Linked DNA regions of Homo sapiens: region 2 is linked to region 1. A link is a contact called in ENCODE Hi-C or POLR2A ChIA-PET data. All regions are on one chromosome and are shown on one strand. The core of a region is the stretch at or near the end of the contact, and the rest is flanking DNA. Distances in the headings are between cores, read along the strand shown. Region 1 holds the start of WASHC3 (WASH complex subunit 3). Region 2 overlaps GNPTAB (N-acetylglucosamine-1-phosphate transferase subunits alpha and beta).

Evidence for each region. Hi-C counts contacts between places; a loop is a spot of excess contacts on that map. ChIA-PET counts read pairs that join two places held with the same protein, here RNA polymerase II (POLR2A). Pooled maps may share reads with other maps.
Region 2: a map of OCI-LY7 shows a loop between it and region 1 (4-fold over the local background). The contact joins the enhancer-like site here to the promoter of WASHC3 in region 1. A Hi-C loop is called at or near these places in 7 of 168 maps with a recorded cell type or tissue (CD4-positive, alpha-beta T cell, CD4-positive, alpha-beta memory T cell, CD8-positive, alpha-beta T cell and 4 more), 6 of 37 single-sample maps with no recorded cell type and 16 of 50 pooled maps. POLR2A ChIA-PET finds 5 or more read pairs at or near these places in 4 of 52 experiments (CD8-positive, alpha-beta memory T cell, H1, MCF 10A and 1 more).

Annotation. Positions count from the first base shown.
Region 1 is chr12:102,060,203-102,063,337 of GRCh38, reverse strand. WASHC3 (WASH complex subunit 3) reads left to right here and starts at 1,347. Exons shown (of 7, transcript NM_016053.4): 1 at 1,347-1,426; 2 at 1,992-2,090. The coding sequence starts at 1,376. RefSeq lists enhancers at 1,429-1,628, 1,639-1,688.
Region 2 is chr12:101,770,802-101,774,080 of GRCh38, reverse strand. GNPTAB (N-acetylglucosamine-1-phosphate transferase subunits alpha and beta) reads left to right here. Exons shown (of 21, transcript NM_024312.5): 8 at 2,924-3,085. It also overlaps the pseudogene ST13P22. Among named protein-coding and RNA genes, the nearest start is that of SYCP3, 33 kb to the right of the region's middle. Within about 2 kb of position 1,465, at least 2 of the 41 ENCODE cell types and tissues checked have a DNase peak (open chromatin) inside an H3K27ac peak, as active enhancers do; they include OCI-LY7, where a contact is called at or near this core.

The sequences.
Region 1 (3,135 bases), core at 98-2,597:
AACTAAGTAACATCACTTTAGCCAATGATTGGTTGCTTTCCACAACCAATCAGATGTTTGTATAGGAGTATGACCTTTGTCATTTTACTTCAGCCTCTGATTGGTTGCTTTCCATAACCAATCAGACTGATTGTGGGCCACCACTTCATTTGCATGAGGAGAACACCAGTGTCCAATGGGAAATCTCTAGTGGGTATTTGGACCTAAGAAGATTCTGTATCCAGTACACTGTGGAGCGTACTTTGGTTTTCAATGAATCTTTGCTTTTGTTGGTTCATTCTCTCCTTGATTTGTGCGTTTTGTCCAATTCTTTGTTCAAAAGAACCTGGACACCCTCCACCAGTAACACTCTTACCTCATTTCCTACCATTCTCCATTTATGGGATTATTTGCTTCAACCAAACCAACAGGCCAGGTGCCAGTGGCTCACACCTATAATCCCAGCACTTAGGGAGGCCAAGGCATGAGGATCATTTGAGCCAAAGGGTTTGAGACTAAGGTGAGCTATGATCCTCACTGCACGCCAGACTGGGTAACAAAGCGAGACCCCCCATCTTTAAAACAAAACTGCCCACTGCAGTCTTGGTCTTCATCTTTTTGATGCTCCCTGTAAGTGGCAGTCACTTCCGTAGGTTTGTGCCTCACATCTAGTAGTTGACATTTTATTTCATGTTTTAAAAACCTTTGGAAGACCAGGCGCGTTGGCTCACGCCTGTAATCCCAGCACTCTGTGAGGCTGAGGCAGGAGAATCGTGTGAGGCTGAGGCAGGAGAATCGCTTGAGGCCAGGAGTTCGAGACCAGCCTGGGGAAATAGCGAGAACTTGTGTGTATACACACACACACGCTTTGGAAGTAGGTCTTATTTCTCATTCTTCAGGGCATAAACCTCTCCCGTGCAGCAATCAAACTCAATCTTTGTTTTCCCAGTAAAAGCCTAGCAGAGTATATGGCACTTAGGATTAACAACAACAAAAAAAAAATTGTTGCTCAAGGAATGACGGAGTTATTATATAACAGACAGGACTAAGTAGGGATAACCTCAAAAGGACGCAACTTCTGGCTTTGTTTTTTTGTTTTGTTTTGTTGCCTCCTTTCTAAGATTTCAGTGCTCTAACTGCATCCTTGCACCACCGCGCGCCACCCCGAAATTGACGTCACAATCTGGACTAAAACTACCAATCCCAGAATGCCGAGCGAGGAGGCGGGCTCTCCGGAAGCCGCCGAGTGATTAGTGAGCGGAGAAGCTTTCTTCCGGCGGGAAGGGCCCCGGAGGCGGGCACTTGGGGGGAAAGTTGAGACGTGATTACCGGGTTGGGCGGGCCCCATCTGGGAGGGGTTTGTGGGTGAACTCGGGGTCCACCGCCCGCTGAGGAGATGGATGAGGACGGGCTTCCTCTCATGGGGTCAGGCATAGACCTGACCAAGGTTTGTAAAAGACGGTGCTAGACTCCCGACGAGCCGGGAGGAGGATGGGGAAGACGCAGCTTTCCGGGGAGACACCCACCTTCCGAGTCCCCACCCTGTCACGGCCTCGGGCCCTTGTGACAGGCCTGTGGGGCCTCAGGAGGGAGAGCCCCACAGTCCACCTTGAAATGGGGTCCCTCCTGAGCTGATTAAGGAGACGGTGTGCATCTCCCAACTGTCGCTTCCCATCTCGCTTGTCTCTCTGCCGCCGGCGACACACGCCGGTTGCGATAGCTAGCCCTACCTCTTATTCAGCCCCCAAGATTTTGTGTGTGTTTATGTGTGGTGCTTTTTGCCTGCCAAAATTCGTACCAGTGAGTCTAGAGCCTGTTCTCAAACTTTTGTGCACCTCTGTCATCTTCGGACACCCCACCCACAGCTTAGGAAACAAGTTAATGACTATTCCCAGTCCTTCAAGAAATTCATATCACACAGCAAAGTGCCTCGTGATTATGTCCAAATATGAAAAGATTTGCACTGTGTACGTTCCTCCTGTATGAACCATGTTTGTTTTTACGTAACACAGGTGCCAGCTATTCAACAGAAAAGAACGGTGGCTTTTCTAAACCAATTTGTGGTGCACACTGTACAGTTCCTCAACCGCTTTTCTACAGTTTGTGAGGAGGTAGGTCCGGTGATACTGGTTTATAGAGTCGCCTGGAAATCACCTTTCACTGCTGAGACTGACAAATGGAGTAAAACAAGAATTACAGTCTTTATTCATGTACCGTGACCTCTCATCACCCAATTGTGTTAACACATCTTAGGTTCTCTTTTACTCTGTTAAAATCAATCCTGCACCCCTCCTCTACTGAGTTAGTGTTCTAGAGGTCCCTGTGAGATAGGTCAGTCAGGCTTATTGCGATTAAAGGGAACAATAGGAAATCTAATTTTTTTTTTTTTTTTTTTTTTTTTTGTGAGACAGGGTCTCACTCTGTCACCCAAGCTACAGTGCAGTGGCGCGATCTCGGCTCACTGCAACCTCCACCTCCCGGGTTCAAGCGATTCTCCTGCCTCAGCCTCCTGAGTAGCTGGGATTACAGGCATGCGCCACCATGCCTGGCTAATTTTTTATATTTAGTAGAAACGGGGTTCCAACATGTTGATCAAGCTGGTCTCGAATTCCTGACCTTGGGCGATCCACTAGCCTCGGCCTCCCAAAGTGCTGGGATTACAGGCGTGAGCCACCGCGCCCGGCTTCTAAAATTTCACAGTTGAAAACAGTTTTTATTTTGCAATTTGTCATTCGTTCCCGTACCCCAAAACCACATTGTTTAAATTTATTTTACATTCTGGATCTAAAAGATGGCTAGAGGAGATAGCCTAGAAACATAACTTTGGCATCAAATATGATTATAGAAATGAAAATATTTTCTGCAAATGACTTGTGATGTAAGGATTAAGTACCCAACTAGGGATTAGGTACCAGAACTGGCACAGCAGTGCGCACCTGTAATCCCAGCTACTCGGGAGGCAGAGGCAGGAGGATCACTTGCGCCCGGGAATTTGAGACAAGACTGGACAACAGAGAAACTCAGTGTTTTGTTTTTGTTTTTGTTTTAAAAAAGAGGATTAGGTACTAGATCCAGGATCCAGGGAATCCCTGTCTTTTAAAAAGCCAAAAGAGGATGGGGAAGACAATGGGAACCATGGGTTGAAATTGCATTTAA
Region 2 (3,279 bases), core at 216-2,715, 290 kb after region 1:
TTGTTCTAGATGATGCTGCTAGAACAAACATTCTGGAATCTCAATGGCTAAAAACAACAAAGCTTTATTTCTTAGTCATGCTACGTGTTGTTCACTGTGGGTCTGTAGGGAGTGGGTATAGAAGTTGTTCCCTTTTGCAGAAACTTATAATTTATGTAAATTTAAAATTTAAAATAAGATGCCATATATGGAGGCAGTTGCCCACAATTGCCCAAGCCACAAACTCCAGCCTTAGGCACAAACTACAGCTGCTCTTCCCACACTACCTTCTCTCTTCTGACAAAAGTAATGATGATGTCCAGGATTGGGGTGCCACCTAGTGGCTGTCAGAGGGTACTTCCCCACCCTTTTTACAGTGGCAGAAAATCTTTCTCATACATATAAATATTACCTTAACCTCATTAATCTTCATCTCTTTCCGAATTATTGTATAGTTACTATAGACAAACCTCTTCTTGCTCTTTTATGCATATATAATTAGAAACCAACCCTAGGCACTAAAAAGAATAGTTTTAGTGATATACCTTCTTATCAAACAAAGAGCCAACACAAGTTATGAAATTAAACTAGACACACCCCTTCTTCGAGGTTACGCCAAGCCAGTGCCTGGGCCTGAAACTGGCCTGCAGCCCCTCAGCTTCGCCCACTGCCTTCCGACCCTGGACCTTCGCAAAGTGAACGAGCTTCGGGACTTCGTGAAAATGTATAAGCAGGATCCGAGCATTCTGCATACCAAGGAAATGTGCTTTCTGAGGGAGCAGGTGGAGAGCATGGGGGGTGAAGTACCATGTGCTACTCAGAAAGCTATTATAAATCAGAAGAAAATATCAAGGAATTAAAAACAGGTAGTAAGAAGGTGGAGGAAAACATAAGCACAGACGAACTATCAAGTGAGGAAAGTGATCTAGAAATTGATAACGAAGCTGTGATTGAACCAGACACTGATTCCCCTCAAGAAATGGGAGATGGAGGTCAGGCCTGGTGGCTTACGCCTGTAATCCCAGCACTTTGGGAGGCCGAGGCGGGCAGATTGTATGTCAGGAGACCAGCCTGGCCAATGTGATGAAATCCTGCCTCTACTAAAAATACAAAAAATATTAGCTGGGCATGGTGGTGCTTGCCTGTAATCCCAGCTACTCGGGAGTCTGAGGCAGGAGAATCACTTGAACCCGGGAGATGGAGGTTGCAGTGAGCCGAGATCACATCACTGCACTCCAGCCTGCACGACAGAGTCAGACTCCGTCTCAAAAAATAGAAATAAAAATAAGTAAATAAATTGTTCTAGAATAGTGACTTTTTCTCTCCAGGGAGCCCTCAGAAATGCTTTGGGGGTGCTGTGAGAGGGAGGAAAGGGACAGGAAAGGCCAGAGGGTAGACAGGGACCCAGGCAGACTACTAATCCCCCTGTGTGGCCTGCCTCCCAGCACCCGGCACATATGCTGAGGCAAGTTGGTGACTCAGTGAGAACCAACTTAGTGAGTACTAAATATGTGCCAGGCACTCACTAAGTAAAAGAGGTGAAAGTGGTGAGTCAGGAAGACAGTTACATGCATCTGCAGGTGCTCACACATGCACCTGCACCTAATCTGTGAGAAGAGTTAATGGCCTACATCATAAGGGGAAAAGATATAAATGAAATTTCTAACTCTCACCTCTGGTGTTCTGGACTACATACGCTCAGGAAACTGCTTAGAAAATGAGCTAAGAATAGTCATGCAGCAAATAGAAGAGCTCAGAATAAGCTCATAATAAAATTTGTGTTTGCTTTGTTTTATAGATTGAGAAAGAAGACCGTAAGCTCTTTTAGAAGCACTAGTTCAGCAGAAGGATTTTACTGTCCTACATTTGTGGTTTTCAGGCCTCTCCCCTTTTCCTGAGTGATGAAAGCCTCTTCATAGGAAGTTGTGTGATACAGAGTCAGAACAGAAAACAGATAAAGAGTGGTGTGGACTTTCGTAGGGGTGGCAAAGCCTGTTTGTGGAACTTGATGTTTGTGATGTTCACGCTTAGATTTATGATTGCCCCAAAAGCTTTGCCCCAAAAGGTAGTTTTCCCATGGAAGCACTTCAGGCAGTCCTGCCGAAGGTGCTCCTCCCAGGCACGTGGCACAAAAGCTGTTCAGACACCCCACTAGCAGATGTACTTGTCACCAATTCCAGCAAGGTTAATTACATTGCAGATTTTTTGCCCAATATAAGCAGATTGGTAATATTCTAGAAGAAAAGTCACAGAACTGTTGGCCAGCAGGTGTACTTGCAAAGAAGTCAAAAATCATTTGAGCCAACATTGAAAAATTGGGGAGATTTCATACAACAGTTGGGGATTCTTGCCTCTCAGGAGATCTGGCAGCACTTGGTGCCATTGAGTGGTTGCAGCTCTCAGATGGCTCTGAGGTGTCCAGTTTGCCACTGCCTTTACCATTCCTTCTTGTTTTTAGACGCCTATTTTTTTAACATTCATTTGGGAAATGCATCTGGTCTGTGTAGGTCTTTTTGTTGTGTTTTGATATTGTCTTACCATTTCAAGATTAAAGATCAGGCCAGTTGCAGTGGCTCACGCCTGTAATCCCAGCACTTTGGGAGGCCAAGGCAGGTGGATCACCTGAGGTCAGGAGTTGGAGACCAGCGTGGCCAACATGGTGAAACCCTGTCTCTACTAAAAGTACAAAAGTTTGCCGGGCGTGATGATGCAGTCCTGTAGTCCCAGCTACTCAGGAGGCTGAGGCAGGAGAATCGCTTGAACCCGGGAGGCGGAGGTTGAGGTGAGCAGAGATCGTGCCACTGCGCTCCAGCCTGGCGACAGAGCGAGACTGTGTCTCAAAAAAAAAAAAAAAAGGAAAGATTAAAGAGCAGAGTGGGAATTTAAAGGTGCTTCATCCTTGAGATTCAGTCTTTTCATGTGTAATCCTCTTGTTATTTGATAGTTGCAGTTGTATTCAGAGGCCAGTGTAGCGCTTCTAAAACTGAATAACCCCAAGGATTTTCAAGAATTGAATAAGCAAACTAAGAAGAACATGACCATTGATGGAAAAGAACTGACCATAAGTCCTGCATATTTATTATGGGATCTGAGCGCCATCAGCCAGGTAAGGGATGCACAGAAGCTTTTACAGCCCAAATCAAAGGTTAAGATGTTAAAAATGTGTAAGTTACTATATTAGAAGAGGGAAGGGGACTTACAGAGAGGTGAGTTGATTGGAATTTTTCTAATTTTTCAGTCACTGCCATTGGTTTGGTATTAACTGAAGTCACCTAGAATCAGATCCAAGAACCTTCTTCA